Linked DNA regions of Homo sapiens: all the other regions are linked to region 3. The links are chromatin loops, found by intact Hi-C in ENCODE. Cell type or tissue: dorsolateral prefrontal cortex. All regions are shown on one strand.

Region 1 (8,000 bases), 160 kb before region 3:
GATCGTTAAGTGGAGGTAGAAAGTGGATGGCAGTGGCAGGGTCCTGAGGGTCCAGAGGATAGGACTATGCTTCACAGTTATCCAGGTGGCAGCTGTGGTGAGGGCTGACAGAGATGCTCCATCTGAAGCCAGACCTGCATACCAATCCAGCCTCTGATGTTTGATTGCTGTGTGAGTGAAGCAGTCACTGAGTCACATTTTTTCTCATCTGTAGACAGACAACTCAGGCAGAGCAATGTGATGAGGATTAAGTGGGGTGCTGTATTAGAATCTTGTAAACTACAAAACATTCGGCTAATGAAGGGTTACTTCCTTCTATGGGGGCCCCAAAAAGAGATTAAAAAGTGGTAAAAGGATGAGTCCAAGGAACTACTGAAGGCTGCAGCAATGATGGGACCGATGAGGAGGGAGAAGTCCCCAGAGGCAGAGGAAATCTGGACCAGAGTCCTAGCCAGCTGGGTCTCATGGAGCTAACCTAGCAGAGAGAGAAAGAGGCTCACCTGGAGTTGGGCGGATGCCCAAAAGAAGGCGGCAGGCAAGGCTCAGAGCTGAAAGGGAGGAACAATTGTAATAATAGCAGCCATGTGCCAAGCCCTGGCCAAATGCCAGCCACTGTGCAAGGCTTACATGCTCATTTAATTCTCACAACAACTCTGAGGCACGTGTTACTATCCTCATTTTACACAGTGGAGAATGAGGTTCTGATAGGCCCAAGAAATTTCTAAAAATCTCACGGCCAGGAAATGGCAAAATCTGGATTCAAATCTAGGGTTTTCTATTTATTTATTTATTTATCTTGAGATGGAGTCATGTTCTGTCACCCAGGCTGGAGTGCAATGGCGTGATCTCGGGTCACTGCAACCTCCACCTCCCAGGTTCAAGCAATTCTTTTGCCTCAGCCTCCCAAGTAGTTGGAATTATGGGTGCCTGCCACCATGCCCAATTAATTTTTTTATTTTTAGTAGAGTTGGGGTTTTGCCCTGTTGATCAGGCTGGTCTCCGACTCCTGACCTCAGGTGATCCACCCGCCTCAGCCTCCCAATGTGCTGGGATTATAGGCATGAGCCACTGCGCCCAGTCCAAATCTAGGGTTTTCTTACACCTAACTAAGCCAAAGTTAGCAAGCTTGAGATAAGATTTTTGGGTTTTGTTTGGGTTTTTTTCATGATTTCTTTTCAAGACAGAGTTTCACTCTTGTCACCCAGGCTGGAGTGCAATGGCACAATCTCAGCTCACTGCAACCTCCACCTCCTGGGTTCAAGCGATTCTCCTGCCTCAGTCTCCCAAGTACCTGGGATTACAGGTGCCCACCACCATGTTCAACTAATTTTTGTATTTTTAGTAGAGACGGGTTTTCACTATGTTGGCCACGCTGGTCTCAAACTCCTGACCTCAGGTGATTCACCCTCCTTGGCCTCCCAAAGTGCTGGGATTACAGGTGTGAGCCATTGTGCTCGGCCGATTTTTTTTTTTTTTTAATAACAAAGAGAAGCATCAGATCAGAAGAACCTAATGTGAGGCAGACTCCAAAGCCAAGGGATCAAAGAACAGGGTGAGCAAAACAAGAGAGGGTAGGGGGACAAGTCAGAAAGGGGTCTGTGCGAGCACCAGAAACATGCACATACCCTCTTCCCTGTGGAGTGGCTCATGGGTGGGCCAGGCACTTTTAAAGAGCTGGGAACAGAGCAATCTTCTGCAGCCTGTTCTCATGTGAGGACCAGAAAAGTTTCCGCGTGGGTCTCCCTGTGCTCGTGTTCCCATCTCGTCATTGTAATTGATAGCATTAGTGCATGGTATCAACCAGCATTTGCCAATGTTTGTTCTGTGGGACCTTAGTTCTGCAGGGTTAATAGATACAACTTGGAATGAAGATTCAGTTAAATTCACTTCAGTTTAACACACTTAGTGAATACCCACAAACAGAGCTATGAAGTGTGTATTCGACCATGAACAATAGGTGAAGTCTCTGTTTTCATGGAGCTTGTAGACCAGATGTTCAGTAAGTTTGGAAAATGTTACGCCACAGTGATATCGGTTTCTTTACTGCAAACATTTCAGGGTCTTATTATGCTAATAATCATTGTGACTTTATAAGAGTGGGGTAGAGTATATAGCGTTCCCCCATGATATCTATCCATGGAATCCTATTTTACTTGTTGTAAAGTCTCTTCTTGTGGCTCCCAGGCTAGTGTTCTTTTTTCTTTCTTTTTTTTTTTTTTGAGATGGAGTTTTGCTCTTGTCACCCAGTGGAGTGCAATGGTGCAATCTCAGCTCACTGCAACCTCTGCCTCTTGGGTTCAAGCAATCCTCCAGCCTCAGTCTCCCTAATAGCTGGAATTACATGCACCCACCACCACGCCTGGCAAATTTTTTTATTTTTAGTAGAGACGGGGTTTCACCATGTTGGTCAGGCTGGTCTCGAACTCCTGACCTCAGGTGATCCTGCCTCGGCCTCCCAGAGTGCTGGGATTACAGACATGAGCCACTGCGCCCAGCCCAGGGCTAGTATTCTACAGAACAAGCTTGCAGGGGATGCTAGGGCAGACAGAGAATGATACACACCCCTTCACCTCCCTTCATTTTACCACAATACTGGTAGTGTGGCCAAAAGGAATGATGGGGAACACATAAGCCCAGAACATGGCAGCCAGGTGACACAACTATGGGGGTAAGGGTGCCATTCATGGATGCCAAGTGATGGCTGCCTCTCAACACTGAGCCTGATGAAGAGTCAAGACTACCTGGAAATCGCCACAGGTGAGCCCACGGAAGGTGTGTGCTTCTCTGAACAGGATTGAGAAGCTCACTGGGCCAAAGATATAGCAGGAGAAGGAGAAACAGAAAGTGGAGCCTTGGGAGAGGGAAAGTCCTTTGCTCCTAGGCCATAAGAGAGGGGGAGGATTTTCTGTCACAGTCCTGTGGGAGGACCTAGGTGGCAGCTGCCCTGGCGTAGGGGAACTGCATATCCTGTCTTATAGATATAAAGAGAAGTGCTCCTGGAGCCAGCGTGGGGCTTTGTATGCCAGCAATCAAAGTTTATCACTCAGGCAAACAAGCCAGAGGAAAAGAGCTGACAAATGGCTAGCATTTCCCCCGCTTTCTTCTCCAGGAAGACGTTTTGGTCTTGGTTTCCCTCTGGGTTTTTCCTCTCTCTGATCTCTCTTGCCCTCACGCAGTGTTCCCTGCCCAGGCATTACATAACAGCCTGGACTGCAGGGAACACCTATACAAGAGGCCATGACAGTTAGACAATGGGCAGGCACAGGCTGCCCTGAGAAAATGGAGTCATTCATGAGCTGTGTGAGAGGCGGCTCTGTTCCCAGCTTGGCTCACTGGTAAATGAAGTGCGCTGGGGACAAAGAGGGAAACTTTACACTCTAGCAATTTTCCCACAGTGGCAGGCTCACAGAAAAACAAGGCACTAGTTGGCTTAGAGGAGAAAAGGCAACCATATCCATAGACTTTGCTTTCTCCCCCAGATTGCCGTCTTGTGCCAAAACCACAGAATAAACTCCCAGGGAGGGAACAGCAAGGCTATACTCGCTCTGGGTCTCAAACGACAGAAGCCAGAGAAAAGATGTGGGTCTGCCTTCGGCTTCTGTTTCCATGGCTGCTTGATGGGTTTTCATTTCTGATCAGCTCACATTTGACCTCTGATCTAGGTCACCACCTTAGAGGGAAGGAATGTTTTCAGTCGAGATGATCATCCTGAGATAAATAATAACGGCTCCCCCTATCGCAGCTGCTCAGCAGGGTCGGGGAGCACCTTCCTCTAACACAGCCGGCTGGCTCGCCTGATCTTAGGGGCTCTTCAGCCCACACTGCTTAGGGCTGTGTGTGGAGTCACACCTGGAGAATACTTTGCTGTGGGGCCCAGGGCCTCTTTGGGTGGGAATCTATGCTGCAGCTGCAGGTATAGTGCTGTCCTATAGACCATAAGGTGCTAAAAATTTAACCAAAAAGTTATTGAGTGTCTTATAGTGGGTGTTTTATATAAGACTAAATTTTATGTCAAGAAAATACCAAGGTTATTACAAATAATCTTATATGTTAAAAACAATTACCAAATCCCAGCAATGACCTACTTACCTATTTAAAGAAATACCAAGCTCTTATCCAACTTACCTATTTAGGGACTTCTGGAGTCCATTACAGAGCTACTCAACCCACGGCAGTAATCCTCCCTCTGAGAATACTACTGTAATCCTCAAGTGCAGAGTAGAGACTACTGTGCGGTAAGTATTATAAGGTATTAAGATACCTCTCTATCCACCCTGGAATCTTGCCTTCCTCCCCAGTCCTAGAGAGACCCACAGGATAATGAGGGAAGGGAATTAGGTGGTATAAAATGTTTCCTAAATGATAAATGGACGCCAATGCCATCCAGCCTGGAAATACATGTACATGTAAAATGGACCTGGGTTTGCCAGCTCAGCCTCATACAGGAAGACTCTATCCTTCTGAGCACCAAGCCTACAACATGAGTAAATGCCGGTTGCTTAGGAATACAGAGGTTAAATGCTCTGGGTCAGACAGATGGGCCTGGATCCTAATTTCAAAACTTAGTAGCTGTGTGACCTCAAAGGAGTTGCTTCACTTTTGCTGCCTCCACTGTATTGTCATAGTGGTCACAATATTTAGGAAGGTGGGCTAGGACAGACCAAGCATCTCTCCTGGGAGTGCTGAAGGAAGTGGACACCAGGGCGACCCCCTCTCTGGGGCCATTCTTAGCCAAGAGTCCCTGCCCACAGCACTGAATACCCTCATGAGACCAGTGGCCATTTTTTGAGGAGAATCCCCATTAACCTGGGAAAACTTCACAACAGACCAACATCATTTCCTGCATTGGGGCTTGGAAACCACTGCATGAAATAATTTATCTGTTACTGTTTAATCCTATACTGGCTTTAGTTATATTATTTATAGAGACACCTTTAAAGTTTTCTCCTTTATGCATCAGGTGTAGCTAGGCAACGTTCGCTACATCTACGTGCCTCCCCTAACTGTTTCCACTTCAGCATTTGAGGGAAGAATCAAAAGCCCTTGGGCTTGGAGATGCTCAGAGAATAGGCACGAGGCAATATTTTCTGAGCTCTCACCACATCCCGGGTACCATGCTAGACTTGTGTACCTATGGTACTCCCAACAGAGTGAGGCAGAGAGGTGATGCAGTGGGTTAGAGCCTAAGAATGGAGACTGGAAACCTATGGGAGCATGTGCTAACCAGGGTGGTGGTGACCAGAGAAGGCTTTCCAGAGGAAGAGATAGCCAAGCTGAGTCTTGATGAATAGCCAGGTGCAGGTGTGGTGGTGCACCCAGGCAGAAGGAGTACAGCAAGAAAGGACTTGGCCAGCCCAGAGAGCCTGCCTGTCTGATGTGTTGCAGTAGATCCACAGAGCTGCAGAATTGGAAGAGGTGGTGAGGGAGGAGGGGGAGAATAGGAAGGCAGGAGCCAGGTCTCCATAACGCTCCTAATTCCCTCTGGGACATCATCTGTCCCTCAACAATGCCTCTAATAGAGATATCTGCTGCTCTAAACATTTACTGATGCCTTAATCTTTCAAGCAGAATGGTAAAGAAGAAAAAGCCTGTGGGTACCTCCTCGCATGTGTTGTTTGTTTATTGTGAGACAAGGTCTAACTCTGTCACCCAGGCTGGAGTGCAGTGGCACCATCACGGCTCACTGCAGCCTTGACCTCCTGAACTCAAGCAATCCTCCTACCTCAGCCTCCTGAGTAGCTGGGACTACAGGCATGCACCACCACACCCAGCTAATTTTTGTATTTTTTGTGGAGATGGGGTCTTACCATGTTGCCCAGGCTGGGATTCCTCACATGTTTTCACATAAGTAGTCCCTATACTTGCCTTGTTCTTTCCAATTGAAGAGAATTCTTCAGGCAATTAATTTTATGCTTCCACAACGATGTCTCTTCTCCCCACTGCTCTTTGAAGCTGATCTTTGTTGGAAAAATTATTTTTCATCAAATTGATCTAGATTACTCATTGACTAGCTTGTTGACCATAGTTGCTTCTCAAAAAAAGCTCACCTGTTAAGCTTAACAATAGGTACCAGTATTGAACTAGTATTATATGCCTGGCATGATGCTGGGTGCTTCTGAAACATTTTCATTCAATACGCATAGCAAATTAATGAGGAAGACACTATGATCATTTCCCCTTACAGATGAGAAAAATAAAGCTTGATAAAATAACAGCTTATACGTGACAGAACTGGATTTTAATCTATTTGATTCCAAAATCACCACTCTTAGCCAATTCACTCCACTGCTATTATAAATTGTTTTTGAGAACAACTTAAAAGAAAGACATGTGGCTGTTGCTGCATGATGGACAACCAAGTTTTTTGACCAGAAAACATTTTGCCCCTTGCAGAAAGAACTCGGGAAAGCAGCAGGCAGTCTGGAATGGCAATGGGAAGATCCAAAGGCAGCAAAGGCTTCTCTCCGCCATGTGAAAGGCCTGAGTTTAGATACTTCAGGGAAGTTTTAATGCCAACCTTCTGTAAAATCCCCATTCTCTAATGTATGGCTTTAATTAACAATCATGTATCAATATTTGTTAATCATAACAAATGTACCATACTCCTGTGAGATGTTATCAACAGGAAAAATTGAAGGAGAGGTGCATGGAGCTCTGTACTATCCTTGCAATTTTTCTGTAAATCTAAAACTGTTGTAAAAAATAAAGTCAGGGGAGGAGCAAAAAGAAAAAACGTTTATTTTTTATTGAAAAGAAAAACCCTCATTCTCCACAGCCACATCCATATTTCAGAATTGTTCTTAGAAACTTCCAGAAACAATTCATTTACTGTATATAACATTATGGCCTAGATTAAACTGATCAGTAATTATTAATGCTTAACGTTAGTGCGGAAGCTCAAAAATTATATACTAGAGTGTTTGTGTAACTCTAAATCTTAAGATACATGTCAGTGATACCCGAAGCTTCTTTTTTTTTTTATTTTATAGAGAAAACATAATTGACAAAATGGTCACATACTTTTTAAACTTTGTTTTCGACATCTTTGGGAATTGTAACCATTGAACCCCATGTTCCTGATTCAAGCTCCTCTGTGCATCTCTTAAGAGTTGTTGAATTGAAGTCATAATGCCTGGGATGGAAGAAAAGGCTTCCAAGGGGCTGATCTCACAAATCAGCGGATAGGCTGACCAGTTACTCTGTTTGTTCTCAGGCATGTGAAAGCGTTCTCTGGTCCTAAACATCCTGTTCTAGTTGTGCCCCATTTGTTGAGGGGTTGAGGGTGGCATTGATGCAGTCTCCATGCTTTAACTAGGCTGCTATTACCTATTACCTGCCTGCCTCAGCTTCCAACTACCACCCAGGTTAAGAGGGCATGTCTGATGAAGAAACCACCTCCCTTAGTCAAGATGATTCAACTTCATTCTACTCTCATCCCCTTTCTCCAGGTGGAAATCTGAGGGTCTGAGGAGGAGACAGAGAGAGAAAGGGGACGCAAAAAGGCTCAATTCTCAGGCTTCTGTCCCAACAACATCAGTATTATCTTCATAAATTTAAAAAATATATAGCTTTATATTATATATAAAGTCATATATATAACTATATATAACTATAACTATATATATAACTATATATATAACTATATATATAACTATATATATAACTATATATATAACTATATATATATAAAACAATGTAGAAAGACTGGTCAACGTGAGTTTCATTATTATCCAGAAAGCCAGCAGGAGTTGGATGAGCTCATTCACAGAGACCACTGGGTTTTAGGAGCAGGGATTTTTATCCCTCTGGACTGGGAGAGTTGGGAAAAATGAAAGGATCCAAGCTTTACCAAATTCAGACTCACATTTTAGTTCCCAGCCAAAGGTCATGTTGAAGCACAGTGAGAAGCAGTTTCCCTGAGGAAGGGGGTTGGACTTGGAGGTTGGTTCCCCTATTTAGATTCAGACAATGGGAGGGAAGTTTATTACTTTTACAGCATG
Region 2 (8,000 bases), 200 kb before region 3:
CATAATTGCCAGGTAGCAATAAAGGCCCATGCAAGGTTAGTGGTCATGAATTGAAGTTAGGCCAGCCAGGAAGATGGTGTGCTTTCCCCCAACATGTTGGCTGTGTGGGCAGAAGCTTGGAGTTCACCATTGTTAGAGTTTTGCCAGACAAATACAACGAAACTAAAGAAAGGTATAAAGATGAGGGGTTATGAAAAAGAAGTGACTAATGTGATGAAGCATGGAATTGAAGCCAAGTCAGATGCGGAGAGAGAGCCTGAGGGGAGCAGGACGAGTTAAAAGGTGGAAGGGCCAGACTTCCCCTGGGTGGAAGGATGGGTGGTGGTGGGATTTCAGGGGCAGCGAGCTGGGAAGTTTAAGGAGGTGCTGGCCAGAGAGGGAGTTGCACCAAATTGAGACTGCAGAGGGAGTGCAGTTGTTATTGAGGACAAGCTTTAGATTTGGGCCATTTGCATATTTGATACAGTAAAGGACAAGATCCTTGGAGAAGAGGAGCTCACAGACTCAGGGAAGCAAAAAGCCAGCTCCACAGAGTTGTAGTTCTTAGAATGATGACAAGTGGGGTTGGTGAAAATGATGGTGAACCAGGTGCTGAGATCCATATAAGGAATGAGAGGAAGCCCTCTGGGGTTTGTGGGAGACTTCATGGAGGAGTGGTGGATGCCACAGGCTGCTTATTCAAAGCTGGGGAGCTTTAAGAGAGAAAGAATGGTCTGAAATAGCAAAGGAGTGAGGAAGACACTTGCCCCACCTAGTGGTAGGAGGGATGTGGAAGAGAAAATTAATCCTCCACTTGAGAAGGAGCTATTCTCAGAAGAGAGCCATGTTTCATGAGAGCAAAAAGGGGAAGAGAAGATGTTGAGGATATAGGATATTGTTTCTATCCAGTGTAACCTGTTTCAATTACTTCCCACCATGCTTTGAACCTTCCAGACCAAATCCTTTGCCACCTGCCCGCTACCTCTCTACATTCCAGCCACACTGTCCTTAGCATGTTCCTTGGATATATCAAGTTCTTTCCAACCCTGGGGGCTTTGCACTTGCTGCCATGTTCTTTCCTTTCTTGAAATTGTACCTCTTCCCCACCCCAAACCCTTAAGTCTCATGTTGAGTGTCATTTCCTTAAGAAATCTTGCTGAACACCCTCTTTAAATCAGGTGCTGTGCTTGGTGCCACTGAAGCAATAGGAATCCACACACAGTTTCTATCTTCAAGTTAGTTTACAGTCAGATGAAGCAAAGAGGGGAGCAGATGGTTTGAAAGTGCCCTAAGGGCTTCAATGGGGTAAACCCAGAGCACATGGGAGCACACAGGAGAAACTATTAAATGAACCATAGTGGGGGTGGTGGGGGGGGGTGGGGGTGGGGGTGGGGGTGGTAGTGGAGGTGGGCGGTGGGCAGTGGGAGAGTTTCAGAAAATGGCTAAACAGAGGCCTGAGGATGATCAGGAGTTAATGAGGAGAGGGTGGGGGCTACTGAGAGAGTGTGGGGAGCCATGAGCTGGTCAGGATGGCTGGAATGTAGCAGGATATGGGGATGATGCTATAGGGGTGAGTGTCCCACAGCAGACCTGCGGGACATGCTATGGAGTTGGGCTCTTTCCCGGGGTCTCTGGAGGCCACTAAAGGATGAGTTTTTGTCTTTATATATAAAGAGGTATATATAACAATTTTGCAGAAGAATTATGACCAGAAGCAGAGTATTATCAAGTTTGGCCCCTTCTGTGTTTAGCCCTAGAACAAGTATAGAGCTGCCATCTGGGAGCGCAGTGACCACAGCCTTCTGGGGCACAAGACAAGGCCTAGTGCTATCTGGGCGAAAATTGGCTAGGATCGTAGAACTGCCAGAGCTGCAGAACGTCCTGGACTAGTGGCCTCCCACCCACCACCCAGACAGTTTCATTCACCAGCTTTGTAGTTGGGACACCTTCTCCATGTTATCCTAATGACAAGAAGATAAAAAGCAAGAGAACAATTGAATGGAATCACTATAAAATGTTCCCAGGCCCCTTCCAAACTATAAGCTTTCAGACTTCCTTTCTCTAACTTGAGACTACAGAGTAATACCGATGCCTTGCGAGATGACCGTGACTTAAATTTATTGTGTGCTTAGCAGGTGCCAGGCCCGTGTCACAGCAACACAGGCAGATGCTTTCATCGCCATTTTGTACAAGAGGAAACAGGCACAGAGAGGTTAAGTAAATTACCCTTTGTCACATAGCTAATAAGTGACAGAGCAAAGATTCAGACCCTTGGAGTCTGATTCCAGAGCCCATGGTCTATACCAACACCCATACCACCTCTAAAGTTGGTGTCTTCTAAGTAGTCAGAGTAAGATTAAATCAGGTTCAAACAGTGTGGGACTGAGGCATATCTGGCTGTGTTCAAGACTTTATAAAACTTCTCTGGGATCACTGACCAGAACATTTCACAGCTCAGAATGCTTGTTTTTGACCAGACTGGGGGCATCTAAAGAAAAGCTCTAGGGAAAGGAGGTAGCAGAGCATGGACTGCCTGCCCTCAGCTCCCACTGGCTGGCTCAGCAGGGAGCTCTGGAGCATGGTGGTGTCCGTACAGCCCACAGCCTTCCTGTGCTTTCTCCCTGAGCGTACACACAGTGTCAATGGAAACACAGTCATCACATGTTACATGTCTCTACCAGTCAAGGGCAGAAGCACAAATGTCTGAGGGCTTGTTTAGGAAGGGCTTTGGGGAGCATCTGCTCAACATGAAAGTTGCTAGAAATATAGTTGGGGGCCAGGCATGGTGGCTCACACCTGTAATCTCAGCACTTTGGGAGGCCGAGGCGGGCGGATCACCTGAGGTCAGGCCAACATAGTGAAACCTCGTCTCTACTAAAAATACAAAAAAAATAGACACATGGTGGCACAAGCCTGTCATCTCAGCTATTCTACAGGCTGAGGCACACGAATCACTTGAACCCAGGGGGAGGTGGTTGCAGTGAGCCAAGATCACACCACTGCACTCCAGCCTGAATGACAGAGGGAGGCTTTGTCTCAAAATATATATATATACACACACGCATATATATATAGTAGGGATTCTCAGGTCCATGTTTCCTATTTTCTCCACTGTGAACTCTGTCTTTTCCCTTTCTACTAAAGGGAGGGAGAGTGCTGACACCCACCCACCGCCCTCCTGCTGTCTCCGGGCTGTTCCTCCATAGAACCTCCCTCTCCAACTGGCCAGGCCTGGTCTGTCATCTGCACAGGCCACTCCCACCACCCAAAATTCTTTTACCTCTTTCCAGTTTTCAAAATCACATTCACGAAGACTCTTCTGGTCATTCTGACCCACCCTGTGTCTCCCCCCATCTCTCACAGTACATGTGATCTGCATTCCCATAGACTCTTACAGCAGGAAAGGGCTTCGAGAGTCTATGCTCATCCTCCTCATCCTGTCACTGAAAATTAAACCAAGGTCAAGAGGACAAGTTTTTTGCTCCAAATCACTGAGAAGTGTACTGCTCTCTCTCTAATTGTTTCAATAACAGGGGCCCTGTCTTGATCTCCTTTGCACCCATGACCTATATGAATCTGCTATAAACCCTGGTACAAGAACATTGAGTTCCTTTATTTCCTCATTGTGGTTTGAACTGGTATTTCTCTACTTCTGGGACAATGTCAAGGTTCGCGAGTCCCTCACAGAGTCAAGGAGGCTGATCCTTGGGCATTTGTCCAAGTGGGTTACAAGGGTGACATCTGGGGCTCTTTCAGCCTGTATCACAGGTCTCTGGCTTCAGGATGCATCTCTGCCATTCTGAGGACCTGGGAATTCATTGTAAGGCTGACATCCAGAGCTTCCTGGCACTATGCAGACACTTCCCTCTGGGGCTTGATACTTCTCTGGGGCTCTGCGGGGACCAGGGTGGGGCAGTGGCCTGGAGTCCTCTCCCCACACTGACCCAGAGAACTGTCTACTAGGGGAGGCATCTTCCCTGCCTCCTGCTTCCTTGGGTTGCATTGCTTTGTCTCTCAAACCCAGGCCTCCCTCTTGTTTTTCACCATAGATCTGGAGGGCCCCTAAACCCTAATGATTAGCAACTGAAAAACTTGTTTTTCCTTTCTCTTAACCTTTTAAACCTGCCCAGAAATTGAGGGAAAAAAAGGTTTGTAGTCTGTCCTCTTGGGGGCAGCAAAGAGGTGCATTAAAAATGTAGCAATTAAGTTTCTATTTAAAAGGCCAGCAATTCACATCTTGCTCATCCTTTTACCTGGAATCTTCTCCATTTTTCAACTGGTTAATGCTGGCTTATCCTTCAGGACTCAGCTCAGACATCACCGCAGATAGAAGTGACTCATATTCATGAATCACCCCCACTTCTCACTCCCTTCTGCAAAAGTGGGGCTTTGCTTTATTGTCCTCTGTATTGCCAGCCCCCTCATATCAAGTGCTCCACAAACACATGCTGACTTGCACTGAATTCAAGGCAAAGTGGTGGGTAAGTGAGATCCACTTGTTGACTAGTGGCTTCCCAGGGAAGATAGACTTAAACAAGAGGCACCAAAAGAGGCGCGTGTTTGGGGGACATTCCACTTCCTAGAATAAGATATTCAAACGCAGAGCCAGAGAAGGAGGACAGGGAGGCCTCTCCCGGCTCCCTGCCTCTATTTACACCAGGCATTCAGAGTGGGGGACAGTTCTAAGACTGACCAGGAGGTGGCAGCGTTGCCCCTTGGATGAGGGACTCCCTTCAGCAGGACAGAGGCAAAGGACACCGCCTCTCTAGCTCTGGGAGGAAGTCACCAGGAGGCCTCCCCTAGGCCAGTCTCAGAGGGCCAGGATGCCAGCTGCCTTGCACACAGTAGGGATCTATAGCCATGTGTGGATCCAACGTGGTTTTGTTTGTTTGTTTTTGAGACAGAGTTTTGCTCTTGTTGCCCAGGCTGGAGTGTAGTGGTGCGATCATGGCTCTCTGCAACCTCCGCCTCCTGGGTTCAAGTGATTCTTGTGCCTCAGCCTCCTGAGTAGCTAGGACTACAGATGCCCGCCACCACATCCGGCTAATTTTTGTGTTTTTAGTAGAGACAGGGTTTCACCATGTTGGCCAGGCTAGTCTCGAACTCCTGACCTCAAGTGATCCTCCTGCCTCTGCCTCCCAAAGTGCTGGGATCATAGGCGTGAGCCACCACACCCAGCCCCACATGTTCTTATTCTAAGCTTTGCTAGGGGCTTTGCATGGGAAAGGAAGGAAGGAAGAGTGGGAGAGAGGGAGGGAGGGAGAGAAGGGACTCAGGCCTTAACCTAGAACCCCTGCATCAGAGTCTCTTGGATGGTTCCTGGGAATCCTCAGGTGATTCTGATGGAGGCAGGCACAATTCTCCCTTGTGTGACTAATTTCCCAAGGCCTCGCCTTTCAATCACAGAACTGATTTTATCCATTGTGAAAACCTAATGCAGACCCCAGCGCACGCCTCCTGCTCTCCCTCAGCTGGGAGGCTGACCGAGGTATTTTAGGCATCCCGCCAGAGATGGCTGCTAGGTTGCAAAGACAAGCAGTGCCCTCCTGGGCACAGCCCTATGCCCCCCAGTGGGCACTCCCTCTCTCCTTCTCATCCTATCTTCAGCTTTGGCATGAGTGGCTGGCCTGACACAGCCCACCTCACCCCAGCAGTGGCGCCCCAGGCTGAGCTTCAACCCAACTCTTGGGTAAGCAGCAGGGAAACTGAGGAGTATTTCACAGTTAGTCTCTGTCCCCTCTCAAACAGGCAGTATTTTCAGGAGTCCTTCGTGACATTGAGGCCTGTGGGGGACATCTTGATGTTGACTGGGGGCACACGTTGGCAGGGCTACCCCCATGTGGAAAATCTTGGCTGGGGTGGCGGGCTTTTGGTTTTAACAACAAGTGACTCAATTGTTGTCCCTTCTTCCTGCAGCCTCCCCAAGTCACTGCCCACAGATGGCCCTGGGCAGAAAGTGGTCAAAGAGAGTGAAGCCCGGGGGAGGAAAGCTCGGGTGCCCATGGCGCCCACTGGATGGCTGGCCTGGTTGGGACCCACTCTGGCGGGGCCAGCTCCTGGTGGTTCCCTGCACATCCATCCACTGTTTCCCATCTACACTCTGCCAGAAAGTCCTTCCTCTCCTGACCCCGCCATCCAAACCCTATGTGTTTCAGGAAATCATTTTTCAGATGCTACCTGGGGACTCCTGCAGCTGCTGTGCATTTTCTTGGAATCTCTCATGGAACCATGCATGATGACTGTTTCTACATCTCTGCATGGGAAGGAACTCAGGGATAGAGGGCACCCCGTTCCATCCCCATCCCAGCCCCTAGTGCAGGGGAAGAGAGCCGTGGATGTTAACTATTGTGAGTACATGACGGGAAGGAGAAGGTGGTGGCGCCTCAGGGTTGACAGGAAGGGACAGGAAGGTTTCATCATGGAGGCAGGAAGGGGGCCGGGCCCTGAAGGATGGATTCCATTTCTAGGTGAAAGTCACCAGCATGTTATCAGAGCGTCCTTCTTAAGTAGAGTCAGAGCTGCGCTATTTTGAGTGGAATGAAGGTGGTCTGTGGGTTGGAAAGGCCAGTCATGATCCCCAGTCCATTTTGTGGGTGCCCCTGGTTGATCCCTAAGACAACTTCCTGGAGTGTGTGCATTGACCACAGATGTCAGGGCCTGGGCTTCTCTCCTGAACCCAGTTCACACCAAAAAAGGACATGAAGGACAAGGACCAAGAGAGGGCTGGAGGCAGAAGTGCTCTCAGAGCGGACACAGGGTCCCACCCCAATCCTTGTGCCTGAAGCAGAGTTGCAGTGTGGCCGCTACTGGCACCAGTACAGCAAAGCAACACCCTAAAATCAAAGCGGGAACAGCAGGAGATGGAGCCCGTGTCTTTGAGGACCTCAGAGGCAGAACTTCTGGTTGGGGCCTGAGGACTTTTGCACTCTCCTGAGCACCCTTGCCTTTTCTTGCCACCGCAAGGGAGATGTTATCTTCAGACTCTGGGGCTATTGCAAGCTGCTGCTCTTCCATGAAAAGCTTGGGGCCTTTGCTCAGTGAAGTCAGGATGTTTTGAGATTACAGGGAGGGTGGAGGAAACAGGAGGGCCCACAGGGTGGGTGAAAAACCTCATTCTCCGCCCTCTCAGCTCCACCCTGCATGCACTACCAGCATTCTCAAGGCTTCCTTCTCAGTTTGTGTAAGACAAGGAAAGCCTGAACCAGGGATTCCCCTCTCAGCCACCCCAGCTGCAGCCCCTGAGGGTGGGTGTGCATGCAAGGGACAGGGTGGGGAGCCACAAGCTCATCTTCCACCCCTCCACAGCTCATCTGGCCTTGCCTCTATTGCTTGGGGAAAATGGCACCTTGAGGACAGAGTATGCCTTGCTTTCTCCTAGGAGAATGTTCTCTTTCTGTACTCGCTGATGGAGCTCTAGCTAAAAAAAGTATATTTCCCTGCCTTTTCTTTCTTCCTCCTTGAGGGCCTCTCTGTAGACTTTATCAGGCCACACTGATGAGCTCAGAACAGAAAAGTTATGGCTATATGGGAGCAGGCTCCTCCCTCATAGCTCCTGGTCAGATCTGGACATCTGGGGCAGCCGCGGATCAGAGCCCCAGGCTGGCCCTGGACCAGACCCCTGCTCCTCTGTCCCAGGCTGGCCCACTGCCTCCATGAGTCACTAAGGTAACCAGGAGGGCAACCACAGGGGAAAACAACCACCCTTATTGCCCCAGGTGGCAGTCCCAGCCCAGGGCAAAACTGGGGCATTACTTCAACTGTACCAAAGTCAGGCCTGTGCCTGGGGCTGCAGGAGGCGGCTGCAAAGAGGCTGGGCGGGGCAGCAGGAAGCCCTGTGGAACTTGCGTGTGTCCTGACTTGCCATTTCTGATGTCAGCACCTTCAGATGCCCTTTCATGGGGTAGGAACTGGGAAGGGCAGAGGTAGTAACATCTGAACAAAGCTGGGTGAATTCCCACGGAAGACGGAGCATCGAGTCGTCAATGCCTTTTGGTAAACAAGTCGCAGCTCTTCCGTCTTGG
Region 3 (8,000 bases):
CACTATATACCAAGCTCTGTGTTAGGTGGTTGTTACAGCCTGAATTGTGTCCGTCAAACATTCCTATGTTGAAGCTCTAATACCCATATTCTCTCAATGTAACTGTATTTGGAGACAGGGCATTAAGTTAAAATGTGGCCATCAGGGTGGGCCTAATCCAGTTTGGCCAGTGTTCTTAAAAGAAGAGATAAGGGCACACAAAGGTACACTAAGGGTGCACAGAGGAAAGACCATATGAAGGCAGTGAGAAGATGGCCATCCAAAACTCAAGGAAACAGGCCTCAGAAGAAACTAACCCAGGATGGGCACAGCAGCTCACACCTGTAATCTCAGCACTTTGGGAGGCCAAGGCAGGTGGATCACAAAAAATTAGCCAGGTATGGTGGCGCACACCTGTAATCCCAGCTACTTGGGAGGCTGAGGCAGGAGAATTGCTTGAATCTGGGAGGCAGAGGTTGCAGTGAGCCAAGATTGCACCACTGCACTCCAGCCTAGGCCACAGAATGAGACTCTGTCCCAAAAAAAAATAAAAAATAAAAGAGGAAAATAACCCTTCCAACATCTTGATCTTGGACTTCTACACTCCAGAACTGTAAGAAATAAATTTCTGTTGGTTTATTTTTTTTATTTTTTGCGTAATTTTCTGTTGCTTAAGCCACACCATCTGTTGTATTTTGTTAAGGCAGCCCTTGCAAACTAATACAGTGCTTTATAACTATACGCTCATTAATCCTTGTAACAACCTTTTGATATAGGAACTGTAATCTCCATATTACAAATGAAGAACCTGAGGCTTATAAAGGTTAAAAAAATTTCATCAGTGTCAATCACAAGTGGCAGAGTTGAGATAATTGTGAATGACAGAAACCTAAGAATCCTAATTGAAGGATGTCTGGGTCCTATCTCCCACCTCAGCAAGCAGACTTCAAGACAAACAATCTCATACACCTCTTTGCTTGGTGTTTCTAGAACAGGTAGCTAAGGCCACGCACTAGTGTGACTATGTGTAGGCTTAGAAAATGATTAAGGAAGGCACCCTTGAATAGCATATAACATAAAGGTCAGAGCACTGGACTGGGCACCAGAACATATGGGGTCAAATCCATTTCCTAGGGATCCTCTAATCTCATGTACTCTTTCTGTTTTTTGAGATGGAGTCTTGCTTTGTTGCCCAGGTTTGGGTGGGGCTCACTGCAACCTCCACCTCCCTGGTTCAAGTGATTCTCCTGCCTTAGCCTCCCAGGTAGCTGGGATTACAGGCTCCCACCACCATGCCCAGCTAATTTTTGTATTTTTAGTAGAGATGGGGTTTTGCCATGTTGGTCAGGCTAGTCTCAAACTTCTGACCTCAGGTGATCCACCTGCCTCGGCCTCCCAACGTGCTGGGATTACAGGCATGAGCCACCACTCCTGGCCTCTTCTAATGTATTCTTGAGCAACTTAATCTCTAAATCTGTTTTTTAACCTACATAAAAGGAATAAGCTGCCTAACTTTTGGTGTTGCTTTAATTACATTAACATTTCACCAACCTTTTGGTGTTGCTTTAATTACATTAACATTTCACGGCATTCATCATGCTGTATTAAAGCTGTCTTTAGTATCATTAATACTTAGCACAGTTTCCTTGCATATAATTGGCCCTCAAACAATGTTGAAAGAGTCCATATGGAAGTTCTTAGCAAATTGTACAAATGTAAGCCTTTGATTAACCCAAGGAAAAGCCACGCTGTCGCATTTTCTTTCTTTCAGCCCTGGTCTCTAAAGGATGGAAAGAGATGAGTCAAGAATCAAAATCATATGAAAGGTCACCACCGTCCAAGGACCCAGGTAGCTTCAAGAGAGATTACAGAGCAAAGGGTCACGACCGCCTGCTGAGGAATAGGATTCAGGCCCTAACCTGACAGCTTCCATTCTTCATCTCTCTCCTGTGTCTGGTGACAGTTGTCCTCATATCACCCTCATCTGTAATCTACTGCCTTTTCCCAAGACTACTTAATAGCAGTCAATCTGAAAAAGTCACCGGAGGTAGCTCAGTAAACTGGAACAAAAGTCTTTGTTCATGATTTTTACTGAGGGCAGCCCCACATTCCTTTCCCCAAGAGCCATAATGGGTCCCCAGGACCAAAGAGTCCACCTTGCCTTTCTGACCCACCATTCTTTCAGGGGAAGAGAGATGCTACACCCAAAATAAACACTCAACACTTTCTCTTTGGTTCAGAGGGTGTAGGATGCGCCTCTAGCAATCTAGCCTGTATTAGTCCATTTTCACACTGCTGATAAAAACATACCTGAGACTGGGCAATTTACAAAAGAAAGAGGTTTAATTGGACTTACAGTTCCACGTGGATGGGGAAGCCTCACAGTCATGGCGGAAGGCAAAGAGGAGCAAGTCCCATCTTACACGGATGGCAGCAGGCAAATAAAGAATGAGGAAGACGCAAAAGCGGAAACCCGTGATAAAACTATCAGATCTCGTGAGACTTATTCACTACCATGAGAACAGTATGGGGGAAACCACCCCCATGTTTCAATTATCTCCCTCTGGGTCCCTCCCGCAACACATGGGAATTATGGGAGTACAGTTCAAGATGAGATTTGGTGGGGACAGAGAGCCAAACCATATCATAGCCATTCTGCCAGAAACAAAAGCAGAATTCATGCATCCATTTATTTATTTGTTTGTTTATTCATCAGTTCATGCATTCATCAAATGTTTGTTGAGTGCCTTCTGTGTGCCAAGCACAGTTCCAGTGCCAGGGGAACAGCAGAGTCCAAAACAATAAGCATTCCTGCTCGCACAGAGTGCAGTCATCACTGGGAAGTGGAAATAAACAAAATAAATCAGTGGAAGATGGAACTTTTCAGGCGTGACAAGTGTTATGGAGAAAAATAGACCAAAAAATGAGGGTAGGGAATTCTGGGGTAAAGACATAAAGATAAAAAGCAAGATAAGCAAACATCTGAGAGAAGAGCCATCCAGGAAGAGGCCTGGAGCTGGGAGTGCCTGGCATGTTCTAGAAACACAAGAGGCCAGCAATGCTGAAGTAGTTAGCAGTGAGACAAGTCAGAGGGTTAGCAGGAGGCCAGACTGGAGAGAACCTCGCAGACTTCTCTGCGATGGGGAGCATATGGGGGTTTTGAGCAGGGGAGGAATCTGATCAAAATCATGGTTTTACAGGGTCTCTCGGCCTGCTGTGTTGAGAACAGGCTGGGCAAGAGGAAGGCAGCACAAAGGCGGAAGCAGACCAGTCAGGAAGCTGTTGTAATAATCTAGGAAAGAACTGATGATGGCTTAGAACAGGGAACAAAGTAGTAGAGGCAGGGAGAAGTGACCAGGTTCTGGGATGCATTTTTAAGACAGAGCCCACAGGCTTTGCCTACAGTGTGTTGTGGGATATAAGAGTAAGAGAAGAGTCCAGGAAGAATGTAATTGCCATTCACTGAGATGAGGAAAACTATGGAAGATCAAGTTTGGTGGATGGATGACCCAAGAAGCTCATTTGGTGATGCTTAGCTTTGAGATGACTTTAGATACTCAGTTGAAGATGGTAAGTGGGCTGTTGAATACATGAGGCTGACCTTCAGGGGACAGGTCTGAGTCAAGGGTATAAATTGGGAATGGTCAGTATTTAGGTGGATCCCACTGCCATAAGGCTAGACAAAAACATTGAGAGTAAGTACAGGTAGAGGAGAGACTGAGCCCGGGACAGGCCACCAGTAGACACCAGAGCTGAGAAGGAAGTAGCCAAAGATGAACTAGAAGGAACAGGAGGGAGGCAGGAGGAAGCCAGGAGAAGGTGGGCCCTTCCTTCTCCTCACTGCTGCCTCGTTAACCCTCATTTTGCCTTTTTGCTGTCACTCCACCTCTGTCAGCTTCACCTCTCTCAGATTCATTCTTAGGTAAATAAAGATGTTTTCTATCACTGTGCATGAGCCAAAATAGATATTTACTAGGTAAACACTATTCCTTTAATTGGGCGATTCTTAAAAAAAAAAAAAAAAAAAAAAGAAGGCACTCAGATCTCTGTTCGGTGTGTTCGTTACAATATGTGGATCTGCTGGAACATCAAATTACCCAGCTCCACGGGCTCCGTGGGCTCCACAGTCAGCCTGCCAAATGGTGTTGAAGATATTCTCATGATTGTTGCTATTGTTATTGTTCAGAGAGGCTTCAGCCCTTGGGGCAGCCCTCCCTCCTTCCCTCTCCCACTCTCCACCCCCTGATCCAGAGGCACGAATGCTCTCATCAATTCACTTTGGTCCAGCTGCCAGGCTGGGGAACAGATGTTGCATTGTTAACAGGAAGGAGAAAACAAACAGCTCCACTCTCCTGTGTTCTCCCGCCCTCCTCCCCCATCCCCCTTTCAGTCCCCTGGTGAAAATGGGAAAACAATGTTGGGGAGAGGACGGGGGTCCAGTGAGTAATGCCCTTCTCCCTGCCAAGGCCGAGCCACGGAGCTCCTGACCAGAGGCACACAGAGCATTCTCCTGGGCCCTGTTTATAGAGGACATAAGCTGTGTCAGCTGAGCGGGCTTGCTCATGGCTGGTGACGTGAAGATGTTCTCACTGAGCAGAACATTGAAAGAAGACAATGGCCCTCTTCTGCATGTGGCCCCAGTGACAAATCTACCTGCATTTTAAGGGCAAAAGCTATGACCAAAAGACAAGCCCAGGGCAGAAGGAAAATGTTTCTTGGCTGAACTCTATCTCTGTATGTCTGATCATTTCTCCTCTGGAGGCTTTTTCGAAATGGGGAGAATTCCTTTTTTTCCCTAGAGAACACAGGGTAAGAGTCTCCCACCTTTTCTCTCACTTGTCACGCAGACCCTTCCAAGCTGGGGAGGGGTAGAGGGGAGGGGTGCATGGAGTAGGGTAAATGTAGGAAATCTAGAGTGAAGGCTGCATGTGAAATAGTAGCATGGAGGTAAAGGAGCACACAGCCTGTCAGCTAGGCTAAGGGATTGAAACTTCCCTTGAAGTTACTAGATGGCAAGGAAAAGATTTTAGGAAGAAGAGTGACATACAAGAAACAGATGACATCTCTGTGATAGATGGGTGGGAAGGGAAAGCTAGTCAAGAGGCCGCTATAGCAATCCAGGTCACAGACAACCAGAAGCCCTAAGACAGTATTAGCGATAGTTCAGCTGCTGTCAATGAGGCAAAATCAATAGGGCTTAGGAACCAATTGGGCATGGAGAAGGGGTGGCTGAGGATGATCAGGCTGTAGAAAGAACATTAGTGGCTCTAAGCCTGGAAAGTTTATGTCCACCCTGTATACAACATCCACAATAAAAGTACTGTCTAATCGTAAAATAAGTAGAAGAAAGCCAATAAGCTTTGTTTTTTCTAGGGTGGCATTTTGATGCTTTTTTAAAGCACTACAATCTTGTTTGTTTAAGCTTTTTTTTTTTTATTTCCATAGGTTTTTGGGGAACAGGTGGTGTTTGGTTACATGAGTACATTATTTAGTGATTTCTGAGATTTTGGTGCACCCATCACCCAAGCAGTACATACTGAACCCAATTTGTAGTCTTTTATCCCTCACCCACTTCCAACCCTTACCCCCTGAGTCCCCAAAATCCACTGTGTCATTCTTATGCCTTGGCATCCTCATAGCTTAGCTCCCACTTATGAGTGAGAACATATACAATGTTTGGTTTTCCATTCCTGAGTTACTTCACTTAGAATAACAGTCTCCAATCCCATCCAGGTTGCTGTGCCATTAATTAATAATTTTTTATGGCTGAGCAGTATTCCATCATATATATATATATATATGTATGTATGTATACACACACACACACACACACACACCACAGTTTCTTTATCCACTCGTTGGTTGATGGGCATTTGGGTTGGTTCCACATTTTTGCAATTGCAAATTGTGCTGCTATAAACATGCGTGTAAGTCACTACACACTTTTGAAATAATTTTTTGGCACTCTGTGTTTGTTTCCTTGGTGTTCCAAGCCTATGCTTTTTTTGTGCTCGCTGGAGAATCCAACACAGGGAGGAAGTTTCAGGATTCACGTCCAGGCCACAAGGTAGATGGCGATGCTGCTCACAGAGGACAGGGATGCAGGAAGAGGAGAAGGGAGGTGGAGCGAGAGTGATGAGCTCAGCCTTGGACATGCTGAGTGAGAAGTATCAATGGAGACAGACACTGCCAGAAAGCAGCTGATTAGATGAGTCTGGAGCGAGATGGTGGAACTGGGCATCATCAGCGCTCATGCAGGGGGAGAGTCATGGGAGAGGATGAGGTCACCCAGGGTGAATGTGTGGAGGGAGAGGGGAGACAGCCTGAAATCACACCAGCAGAAAATCAGCATTTTAGGGACTGGGCAGGAAAAGGAGCCTGATGAGAAGCATCCAGAAAGACTGAAGAAAATGTGGGAGGGAGTAAAGCTGCAAAGACCAGGAAAAGTGGGAATTTTAAGGAGAAGGAAATGATCAACAGTATCAAATGCTATCAGCTGATTCAAGTCAGTTGAGAGGATGGCCAGGGCTGATTGGCACCACTGTGTTTAACAATGAAGAGGTCACTGGTGGTCCTACTGAGCGTGATTTCTGCAGAGCAGTATATGTGGAAGGATAACAGAAAAGCAAATGATGTGATAAATAAAAGGCAAGTTTATACCATTAGTGGTAGCCGTAGAGGAATGGAAGGTTGAGGGAAGGTTTCATTTAAAGATGGTAAAGAACACACTGGCCTGGTGCGTGGCTCATGCCTGTAATCCCAACACTTTGGGAGGCTAAGGTAGGAGGATCACTTAAAGCCAAGAGTTCGAGAGCAGCCAGGACAACATAGTGATACCCTATTTCTACAACAAATAAAATTAAATTTAAAATAGCTGAGTGTGGCAGCATGTGCCTGCAGTCTCAGCTACTTATAAGACTGAAGTGAGATGATCCTTTGAATCCTGTAGTTTGAGGCTACAGTGAGCCGTGATCACACCACTGCACCCCAGTCTGGGTGACAGAGTGAGATCCTGTCTCTCAAAAAAAAAAGAAAAAGAAAAAAGAAAAGAAAAAAAGAACATTTAAATACACTAATAGTTCATTTAACCTGCTAAGCAAATACATCAAGCCCCACTAGGTTTGGGGGCAAGGAGGGTATCTTTAATACATAAATAAGTTTTAGGGGAAAATTTCTTTTTACACCACCTACAGGCTACAGAGAATCAGCTGAGGCAATAATTTTACTTGGCTTGGATGTGGTGCTCTGGAAAGGGTGGCAAGCATTTATCAGGCACCTACTGTATATGTTAGTTAATGTATGAGCTGCCATATGGAATTCAGAAACAATAAGCTCAAGAAGCTCATCACCTCAGAGGCTGCAAATGTACAGTGTGAAACACACATTGTGTTTGTCCTACACCGTGATTTTGTAAAATTAAACCACCACTTTAAAAAGTCATAAAAATTTGGACATCTGTTCTCTCTTGAAAAACTGGAAGATCTACATCTACCTGGATTTTTGGTGGGCAGCAACTGGCTGGAGTAAAGGGCAGCTGTCCCTTACTGAGAGCACCCATTCTCCAGTTCACACAGTCCCCAGAGGTCTACTATCTGATTCACGGAGCGGACTTCAGATACGTCATCCACCTGGCCCTTGGTAGGCATTTGTGTTTGTGACTACAGCTGAAGTCAATCTAAGTCATGAACTGCTACATGCTAAAATGAGGGATGGCAATAACTATGTGGCAGGTATTCAAAAAAAGGAGAAATCAGTAGAATTAAATAGTTGAGCAAAGCTTCTTAGACTTGGTCTGACAGGCAGGTAGGATAAAGGTGGATGATTGGATGCATAAATGGATGGATAGATGAAAGAGAAAAGAATTCCCCTTGGGTTCAGGAACAGACCAAATACGTTTACATGGCAGACTGTGGCTAGAAGAAGGAGCATAGATCAGGTATCTTTCATTTAAAATCTGAAAACTCAGGCCGGGCACCGTGGCTGGCACCTGTAATCCCAGCACTTCAGGAGGCCAAGGTGGG

Evidence for each region. Peaks named below come from ENCODE experiments on the same cell type or tissue, not always from the same donor. Only the 100,000 strongest peaks of a DNase experiment are listed, where the experiment ranks them.
Region 1: a loop joins it to region 3, with 10 times the contacts of the local background. A loop is called at or near these places in 2 of 110 quality-filtered maps.
Region 2: it touches region 3 in a loop (3-fold over the local background); 4 of 110 quality-filtered maps call a loop at or near these places.

Annotation. Positions count from the first base shown.
Region 1 is chr1:182,111,118-182,119,117 of GRCh38, forward strand. It overlaps LOC105371642 (a long non-coding RNA gene), which reads left to right. Exons shown (of 3, transcript XR_922341.3): 2 at 4,134-4,235; 3 at 6,394-7,531. Among named protein-coding and RNA genes, the nearest start is that of ZNF648, 53 kb to the left of the region's middle. In dorsolateral prefrontal cortex, a CTCF peak has its summit at 3,349; DNase peaks (open chromatin) are centred at 564 and 3,284; H3K4me3 peaks cover 1,277 bases; H3K27ac peaks cover 3,080 bases; H3K27me3 peaks cover 2,368 bases.
Region 2 is chr1:182,080,416-182,088,415 of GRCh38, forward strand. No RefSeq gene overlaps it. Among named protein-coding and RNA genes, the nearest start is that of ZNF648, 23 kb to the left of the region's middle. RefSeq lists an enhancer at 4,908-4,957. In dorsolateral prefrontal cortex, CTCF peaks have their summits at 748 (motif pointing left) and 4,652 (motif pointing right); DNase peaks (open chromatin) are centred at 740 and 4,676; H3K4me3 peaks cover 434 bases; H3K27ac peaks cover 2,080 bases.
Region 3 is chr1:182,275,599-182,283,598 of GRCh38, forward strand. The region is part of intron 2 of LINC01344 (long intergenic non-protein coding RNA 1344); the gene reads right to left. Among named protein-coding and RNA genes, the nearest start is that of LINC01344, 34 kb to the right of the region's middle. In dorsolateral prefrontal cortex, no CTCF peak of the experiment used is centred here; DNase peaks (open chromatin) are centred at 4,253, 4,443 and 6,163; H3K4me3 peaks cover 283 bases; H3K27ac peaks cover 5,287 bases.